Linked DNA regions of Homo sapiens: region 2 is linked to region 1. Evidence: read pairs that join two places in POLR2A ChIA-PET (ENCODE). Cell type or tissue: GM12878. All regions are shown on one strand.

Region 1 (5,000 bases):
CATCTTGGAAGCAGCCCACCACCATCTTGGGAGCTCTAAGAACAAGGACCCTCCAGTAACAATAAGACTCTTACTCAGGGCAATCTTAGCAGATTTGAGGCTCAGTATCTGCTTCTGAAGCCAGGAGATAGGATGCCTGAGTTCATCATTTTCTTTCATCACTTTGTCCACCAAACTTAGAAGCAACCAACCAGCTTCATTATGTTCCTTGGTTCTCCACATATGGTCAAAGGTATTATGTATAGAGTCACTAAACTCCTTGCCTCTCATGAGTGATGAATCAAAAACAGTAAATGCATTTATTTTGCATAACTCTCTAAAAAGTTCATGTGAAGGACTATCAGTGTTCTCCACACTATTAGAAGTAGAGTCCATAGCAGTTTTGGATCTAATCATATTAAGCAGCCAACTCCAAAAATCCCAAATCTAACGAAACAAATACATCCTTAATATTTTGTTCCTCTAGAACCACTCCTGGTACCAAAATCTGTATTAGGGTTCTTTAGAGGGACAAAACTTTAGAGGATATATATATATATATATATATATATATATATATATATATATATATATATATATATGGGAGTTTGTTAAGTATTAACTCACAAGGTCCCACAATAGACCATCTGCAGGCTACGGAGCAAGGAGAGCCAGTCCAAGTTCCAAAACTGAAGAACTTGGAGTCTGATGTTTGAGGTTAGGAAGCATCCAGCACAGGATAAAGATGTAGGCTGGGAGCCTAGGCCAGTCTGTCTTTTCACATTTTTCTACCTGTTTATATTGTAGCCATACTGGCAGGTGACTAGATTGTGCTCACCCAGATTAAGGGTGGGTCTGCCTTTCCCAAGTCACTGATTCAAATGTTAATCTCCTTTGGCAACACCCTCACAGACACACTCAGGATCAATACTTTGTATTCTTCAATCCAATCAAGTTGACACTCCATATTAGCCATCACGGCCACAAGATTAGAAACTATGGTTTAAGAGTTATGCAGCTGGAGGCTACAAGATTCTGACCCTCCACAAACTGCTCCTAAGATCAGTGTTCTTGGCTCACTGGCTTCCCCCACCCACCAACTTGTCCTTAAAAACTTTTATCCCACCGGGCATGGTGGCTCACGCCTGTAATCCCAGCACCTTGGGAGGCCGAAGAAGCGGGTGGATCATCTGAGGTCAGGAGTTCGAGACCAGTTTCACTAATATAGTGAAACCCTGTCTCTACTAAAAATGCAAAAAATTAGCTGGGTGTGGTGGCAGGTGCCTATAATCCCAGCTACTCAAGAGGCTGAGAGAGGAGAATCACTTGAACCCAGGAGGCAGAGGCTGCAGTGAGCCAAGATTGAGCCATTGCACTCCAGCCTGGGCAACAAGAGTGAAATGCCATCTCAAAAAAAAAAAAATACCTCTGATTCCTGAATGATCACTGAGATGGATTTGAGTATAATAAAACTCCAGTCTCTCACGATAGCTGGCTCTGCATGAATTACTCTTTCTCTATTGCAATTCCCCTGTCTTGATAAATCAGCTTTATTTAGGCAGTGGGTAAGGTGAATCCATTGAGCAGTTACATAACACTAAGGAGAAAGCCAAGAAATCATGGAAATACCCACAAATGCCCTAATATTGTTATACTGCTGAATTTACCAACACTTGTAACCATCTACTTCTGAACTTCTTGTTATATGAAATAATAAACCTCCATGGTTTAAGCTGTTTTGGGATATTCTGTACCCTAAAGACAAAAATCAACCAAAGTCATTCAACCTCTAAAGGGAGAGGAAAATGAATTTTTGCAAACATCCTTAGATCTGAGAACACTACAGCATGCCAGAAATATGTTTGACTCCACTCATTTATCTTAAAAATTCAAGAATATTTTGCAATTGGGTCCACATAATACATATGCTTGTTTCACAATATTCTTCCCAAAGAGCAGTAGAAAACAAAACAAAATCACTTTAGACAAAATTTGACAAAAGATGTGGGGAAGGTGGGGAAGCACAGAAAAATGTATGTTTTTGATGCATCATCTTTTGATGGCTTTTTATCAATCCATTCCAAAATATATTATTAGGACATTAGTAATTTAAGTGAGATAGAAGTTTTAAGTAAATTATTTTTCAAACAATCCAAATTTTTAATGATTTAATTGTAATCCTTAATGAAAGCCTTCAAGAGTTATAACATCTATCCATAATACATTGCACAAAGCCAGTGGTGGTGGTAAGAAAGAATAAAAGAATCATTTTAAGAAATAACACTTTAAATTTGTGGTTAGTTCTTTAGCCTTACCAGTTCTCTATAGACACCTTCATGTTTTCCCTCTGATTTGGTTGACTTTTCTTTCTGTAAAACTTCCCTATTTCGGTTACCAGCAGCATTCATATTGAGATTACTTCTAGCACCACCACCACCTCCTCCAAATGTCTTGGTCTTTACATAAGAGAAAGATAAAAGAGAGGTATGTAGACAGCATTTAAAAATAGTTCTAAAAACTAAGCTATGACTAAAAACAACTGAAGTAATTAAGTTTCCTAATTATGTTTTACATGAAAAAATAAAATATTAACTTACTCCTTTTGAATAGCAAAAATATCTACTAGTCACAATCTCTTATTCACAAATCCAGGCCAGGCAATAAAAATAATTACATGATTTGTGAATAAAAGGGAAGTCATGAAAATGAGTGTACAACTATAGAGAAGAAAATACTACAAGCATTATGAAGACTACTTGTTAAAATGATTTTAGGGTAAAATACTTGACTACTGCCTTGAGAGTTGGGTTCTAAATCCAGCTACCAGGCAAGGTTATCTTGAATCATTAAAATTATGTCCATAGTTCAGTATTATGATTGCATAATCTTAGTAAACAAGTTTGAACATTAGATTGAAACTCTCATTACTAATTTATTATTTTCATTAATCATGTAATATGTCATTTCTTACCGACTGCATATAAAAGCTTTTAAGTCTGTATTTCTTATTTGGCCTGTCTTTTTTGAATAAATATATATGTGACATTAAATTTGAAAATTTGATTTTATCTTATATTTGTTTTTCAAAACTATTAGGAAAAGATTAGGACATAAATAATATTGGTTTTGAAAGACACAACTTCATAACTGAAAAGCATCGCCAGTTGTTACCTGTACAGTATGAAACATTTGGTTAAACAATATTTTTATAGATTTTGTTTTTGTTTTTTGAGACAGGGTCTTTCTGTCACCTAGACTGGAGTGCAGTGGTGCAATCTCAGCTCACTACAACCTCCACCTCCCAGGCTCAAGTGATTATCCTGTCTCAGCCTCCTCAGTAGCTGGGATTACAGGTATGTGCCACTACCACCCGGCTAATTTTTGTATTTTTAGTAGAGATGGGGTTTCACCATGTTGGCCAGGCTGGTCTCGAACTCCTGACCTGAGATGATCTATCCACCTTGCCCTCCCAAAGTGCTGAAGTTACAGGCATGAGCCACCATGCCTGGCAAATATTTTTATAGTTCTCATGGATATAATAAAAGAAGAAGCTAAAACAATTTTTATTAGAGACAATGACCAATATTTTAAAATATGTTTTAAAATGATTACAGTAAGGAAACATCTTACATATAAATTATATATAATACAATAACATTAGAAAATTATTTGAGGCCGGGCGCGGTGGCTCACGCCTGTAATCCTAGCACTTTGGGAGGCCGAGACGGGTGGATCACGAGGTCAGGAGATCGAGACCATCTTGGCTAACACGGTGAAACCCCGTTTCTACTAAAAATACAAAAAATTAGCCGGGCATGTTGGCGGGCGCCTGTAGTCCCAGCTACTTGGGAGGCTGAGGCAGGAGAATGGCATGAACCTGGGAGGCGGAGCTTGCAGTGAGCCGAGATCGCGCCACTGCACTCCAACCTGGGAGATACAGCGAGACTCCGTCTCAAAAAAAAAAAAAAAAAAAGAAAAGAAAGAAAATTATTTGAAACGGAAGAAAATACAAAGAAGTATACATGAAAACTTTTTTAAAATGTTGGATGAGCACTAATGGATAACATATTAAGCATCTCTATTAGGTAGCTGATAAACTACAGTATTTACATTTAACTCAAATCAAAATTAAAACCACATCTTCAATTACCAAGGATTCATTACTAGATTCATTCAATTTTGGGTTTATGGAATCCCAGCAAAAAAAAAAATATTTGAAATGCCTTCATAGTCATTACTTGTATAACTAGAAAAACGTATTTATTAATGTGATACAAAATTTATTAGACTAGGAGGCAAGGTAGCACAGTTAAGCACATAGGCTTTGTAACTAGACAAGGCTGGGACTTATCTTGGCCCAGCCACTATCTTTAGCCTTCAGGCAAGTCACTTAACTTCCACCTTCCACAGAGCCTCAGGTTTTTCATCTTTAAAACTGGGATTAGAAAACCTACCTCATTGGGATATTTGGAGAATTAAATGACATCATTGATATGAAGTGATTATCTCAGTAGCTGGCACATGGCAAACACTCAATAACAGATGGTATTTACTATTTTGGTTAATATACTAGAACAAAATTACCTGAAAAGTCTGGAATCTCACCTGCTCCAAATTAAATATATTTCCAAAATTTACATCCCCTAATTCCAAAAGTGTTTTTTCCTTTGGTGCCAGTGAAATAGTCCCATCTTCTGGATGCATTTACTTATAATTTTCTTTCCATTGTATGGATTAAGGAATAGGATAAGCAGCATTTTCGGAGTTGCTTTTTACTGCTCTAAAATAGTTACTACTCACTCATATAAATATCTAGAACCATCACAACCTAAATATTACCCATAAGGTAACTGGTGTTGCCCTTTATGAGCCACATCTTTTTGCTCATATTATATGAATTAGGCATCCATGAGATCATCATGACTGTGAAACTCAAGTGGGCCTTAATGCTGTCTAGCAATCTTACCATATTTCCCTAGCACACACATATACCTAATCTTCTAGACCACTATTTTACACAT
Region 2 (5,000 bases), 68 kb before region 1:
AAAAAAAAAAAAAAAAGATACTGATAGTTTGGTTTTCAGTTCCAGTATTGTCAGAGTCACAATCTGTGCTTTTTAACTTTTAAATACTCATCCTGCAGAGCTGTTGAGAGCAAATCTGGTTACCCATAACAATCACTTCTTATAGTATATGGCTAGTAATTTTTAGCACAGAATGGGTACTTCTTTCCTCTTTATTTAACACACAGCTTGATTTAATAGATCAGTTTATTTTCAGTCATCTTTGAATGAAATTTATACTTTATTCCTCTTCTAGCCTATCTTCTTCCTTTAGGTCTCAGTACTCTGTAAGAGATTTACAACTCAAAAAAATAATTTTAATTTCATAGTTTACAAACATTTTTTAAAAAATCTGACACTACATTATAGCTGGCACAGTTCTGGAAGGCCATCTAATCCATCCTTCTAGATTCGACAGATGAGTCTATAAACCAAGAGAGGTGAAGTGATTTTCCCAAGTCACAGAGCTAATTAGAGGAAGAGTCCAAACCAGGGCCATTTTCTTTCTGACTCACAGGCAAGATTCTTTACAAGATCTGCAATAATTTTCATAAACGGGAACTGTCCAATGTCATCTTCGCCTAAGATTCTGAGATTCAGAACCATTTTATTGGGACTCAGATTTTGGCACCAGAAAATCTTTTAAAATCTACCTGTAAGCTAGAAGCCCCGCTTCAAGTTGTCCCGCCTTGACCAAACCAATGTATTTCTTAAATGTATTTGATTGAAGTCTCACGTCTCCCTAAAGTATATAAAACCAAGGTGCATCCCGACCACCTTGGGCACATTTTTCTTAGGACCTCCTGAGGGCTGTGTCATGGGCCATGATCACTCATATTTGACTCAGAATAAATCTCTTCAAATATTAAAAAAAGACTTTTGCTTACCTCACCCATGTTATCAGATAGGTTTTATAAAACTAAATAACTAATACTCAATATGAGCTTTTATACTAATATTTACTAGTTTATTGCTCCTTCTTAATGAAAAGATACAAAACCGCAATAATCATTGACGCCAAACATAAATGAAGTGGTATTTTGAAAACAACAAAAGACAAAAACCAATGCAAAAAGGAGATACACAACTTCATCTATAATGTGCGTTTGACAAGTTACAACTGCGTTTTTCCTGCATATCATCTTCAATCTCTCATTACTGTATACTGTATCTGGAGTGAGAACACAGACAAAACTACATATTCCCCATTTATAAATGAGCCGTGTTATAAAAGTTCATCATAAATTGGTCACTTGGAACACACTTCAGAAGGAAGTATGAAACACACTTAAATAGAAGTCAGGTTCTGTGTTCCACAAATAGTAAGGTGAAATGCAGCTAAGCATACAAACCAGTCCTTTAAGGAAAGAGTTCTCAAGTGAGAGCTATCTGCCTCGGCTGGGGGCATCAGCCAATCCCTGGAAGGAGTTGTTATTCCCTCTAATGGGTAGAGGCCAAGGATGCTGCTAAATATCCTACAATGCACAGGACAGCCCACACAACAAAAAATTATCCAGTCCTAATGCCAGCAGTGTTGAAGTTGAGAAACCCTAGGCTAGGCAAATGACACTTCCTACTCCTAAGTATCAGAGCAGCCTGGAAAAGAATTCTAACCTCAGGAAGTTTGAGTTTGGAAATTTGGGACATTTCTTCCTCTGCTTCTACCCCTAAGATGTAAATGCTGACCCAACTCTCTATAGAAATTTGGCGGGGGCTCTATTTGCTGAAAATACTTAGATACTTACCTCAGCTCCAGCAATATGTTCATTTTTACTTAATGAATCGCCTTGCCTTTTTTTTTTTTTTTAAATTGATATGGAGTCTTGCTCTGTCACCCAGGCTGGAGTGCAATGGTGCAATCTTGGCTCAAGGCAACCTCCGCCTTCCAGGTTCAAGTGATTCTCCCCCCTCAGCCTCCTGAGCAACTGGGATTACAGGTACCAGCCATCATGCCTAGCTAATTTTTGTAGTTTTGTAGAGATGGGGTTTCATCATGTTGTCCAGGCTGGTCTTGAGCTCCTGACCTCAGGTGATCCACCCACCTTGGCTTCTCAAAGTTCTGGGATTACAGGTGTGAGCCACCATGCCTAGCCCACTTTATCTTATATTACCATTCCTTCAGCATTTTCCCAAGTCATAACTTTGTGAAGAGCCAGTGATACATTATTTGGTTGGTGGAGGTGGGAAATGGGAATGGCAATTATTCTCTTCAATGAAAAAAAAAATAAAAACTTAGAAAAACTTAATACTGTCACCTAATAGCTATGTTATGTATAATTTAATAAAATTGAATCATTTGTTTCTTTTAACAGAATTTGTATAGTAGTCACAATACATACATCAGCATATGAAATTCAGTGTACTCTGCAATAGTCCTTGAAATTGAGGATATTTTGAACCATGAAATGTTAATGAGTACATATCTCCTTCAGTGATTCATACATGAACCACTTATTCTATGAATTTCCAAGCCACCTTTTGCCTGAGGTGTTTAGCTTGTATGTATGGAAGTGTAAACTGATTTTCATATAAAACCTAAGCAATCATCATGAAGACAAATCTGCTTTCCCAAAACATGTAATGGACTTTAATAAAACTTAAAATATCTTTAAAAACAAGTCTATTTTTAGATTAACTATACTAATATTCTTCTATATTAGAGTAGCTAAAAATTGAAAGCTGAATCAGCTTTTCTTTTCTTTTTTTTTGCCGGGGGTGGGGGGAAGGGAGACTGAGTCTTGCTGTGTCACCCAGGCTGGAATGCAGTGGTGCAATCTTGGCTCGCTGCAACCTCCACCTCCTGGATTCAAGCTATTCTTCTGTCTCAGCCTCCCGAGTAGCTGGAATTACAGGCACGCACCACCAAACCCAGATAATTTTTTTATATTTTCAGTAGAGATGGGGTTTCACCATGTTAGCCAGGCTGGTCTCGAACTCCTGATCTCAAGTGATCCACACACCTTGGCCTCTCAAAGTGCTGGGATTACAGGCATGAGCCACTGCACCCAGCCTCAGCTCTTATTCTCTATGAAGATTACAGACAACCTTGGTGCCCATGGGAGTCATGTATTATTATCAATACTGAACTTTACCAATTATCCTTGTTTAAAAAAATTCCACTTTAATATTTGTAGTTCTACTACAAACAACAACAACAACAACAACAACAACAACAAAAAACCTGGGCCCATAGTAGCCTGGAACCACAGATTATAAAACAGGAAGATTTTGTAAAGAACAGTTAGTCAAACTAAGAGGCTATCACTTGCTCAAGTAACTAGTGCCACTACTTGGGCTAGAACACAGGTCTGATTCACAAGCCCGACTGCCCCTCACTGTGGTACCCAGTAATGAGGGTAAGGAATACAGGTATCGTAAATCTCAGAACTGCAGGGGAACTGGAGATAAATCTAACAGAGCAGATTTATATTTTTTTATTATTTATTTTGAGGATAAATTCAGCACTCTTGTTTCAAATGAAATCTCACGTAGAATTCCTATATAAAATATATGGGCCTAGGTTAAAGTGGGTGTTTTTACATATTTGTGAGCAGTACCCCTTTGGCTTCCTCTTCCTCACTTTCTTCAACCTCTGTAGCCCTCAAGCCACAGAAATTAAAAACCCAACCTACTTCAACCTTTGCTACTCACTGACAACCAATTGGGTGGAGTGATTTGATTAATAAAATGAGCTAGTGGAAGAGCCAGAACTGGAATGCAGGCCTCTGGCTCTGAGTTCAGAGCCTTTCTCCCTTTGCCTTCTATCACAGAGAAAATTTAAACCCTATACTTGACTCCTATAAATTAAATGTCTCATTTTATAATTAAAAACTCACCTCATATACCTAAATTGAAAAAAACCCTCGGGTTTCATTAACATATGAGAAAATTATTATGATATATAACCAAATATAGTAAGTTTTATAACAGATTATCTTGGTTTCTGAAGCTCTGAGTAAAACAATTCCCCTTTAGAAGAAAATATATTGAAGAATTATAGTCTCCCATCCCTCCAGAGCAGCTCTAAGATAATCTCTTTTTATGTACCTCATCCAGCACATTTTATTTAAACAAAACATTTTATGGCAGAAGAGAAAAAAATGCTAATTGAAGACAAAAGAAAAATCAGATCCAAAACCTTATCACTAAACAACTGTTTCAAAATGCATGGCTGACATAACATAATATTTTCATTCCAGTATCACAGAAAATTTCGGGAGGACTGTGGGACATCCCATTGTGGTTCTAATCTTTTTTCTTTAAATACTATATTTTCTAAAGTTATATTAAAATTGTTTATGATTCTACAGGATATCATGAAATCATCTGAATACCTAACTCAAGGGTTTTATTATAAGCTCTTCTTAGTAAAGCACAATCTAAACAAGACATCTGAACTTTAACATAAATGAAAAGCTAATTTTTAAATGACACTAGAAGCAAATACAGTACTATTCATCATTGTCCTTCCTCTAACATCACTAAGATCTACACATTAATATAATGTAAATAAGCTATTTTTGGCAGGTTAAGCACTTGTGAAAATTCAGTGAAAACATCAAAAAGCTGCATCCATATTTTAATCAGAATATAGTACAAAAAAGACAGTAGGAGAGAAGTCACCCTTATTAAATTCCAAATGATAAAAGTTATGGATCCTCTTCCATTTGAAAACACATGAGTTTACAACTTGAAACAGCAAAAAGGAGTATGAATGCTTATTCCATTGTGTGCCTGGCATTTTGCATGTTATCTTATTTAATCCTTACAATAAGGCTTTGAATTAATCTCACCATTTTATAGATGAAAAAACTAAGGCTCAGAGTACTTAGCTCAAAGTTGTGTAAATGGCCATGCTTCAGTGAGACCTTTAGGCTGTACACCTGAAGTTCTTTTCATTGCATCATACGGTATATATTTCCATTTCTTGCTTCACATAGTTTTCTATCAGGAACTTTTTTCTACAGTCAATGTTATTCCTG

Evidence for each region. Peaks named below come from ENCODE experiments on the same cell type or tissue, not always from the same donor. Only the 100,000 strongest peaks of a DNase experiment are listed, where the experiment ranks them.
Region 2: POLR2A ChIA-PET joins it to region 1 with 6 read pairs; 3 of 35 experiments call an interaction of 5 or more read pairs at or near these places.

Annotation. Positions count from the first base shown.
Region 1 is chr13:60,491,870-60,496,869 of GRCh38, reverse strand. It overlaps TDRD3 (tudor domain containing 3), which reads right to left. Exons shown (of 14, transcript NM_001146070.2): 8 at 2,295-2,435. Among named protein-coding and RNA genes, the nearest start is that of TDRD3, 97 kb to the right of the region's middle. In GM12878, no CTCF peak of the experiment used is centred here; a DNase peak (open chromatin) is centred at 2,370.
Region 2 is chr13:60,560,058-60,565,057 of GRCh38, reverse strand. The region is part of intron 12 of TDRD3 (tudor domain containing 3); the gene reads right to left. Among named protein-coding and RNA genes, the nearest start is that of LINC00378, 110 kb to the left of the region's middle. In GM12878, no CTCF peak of the experiment used is centred here; no DNase peak of the experiment used is centred here.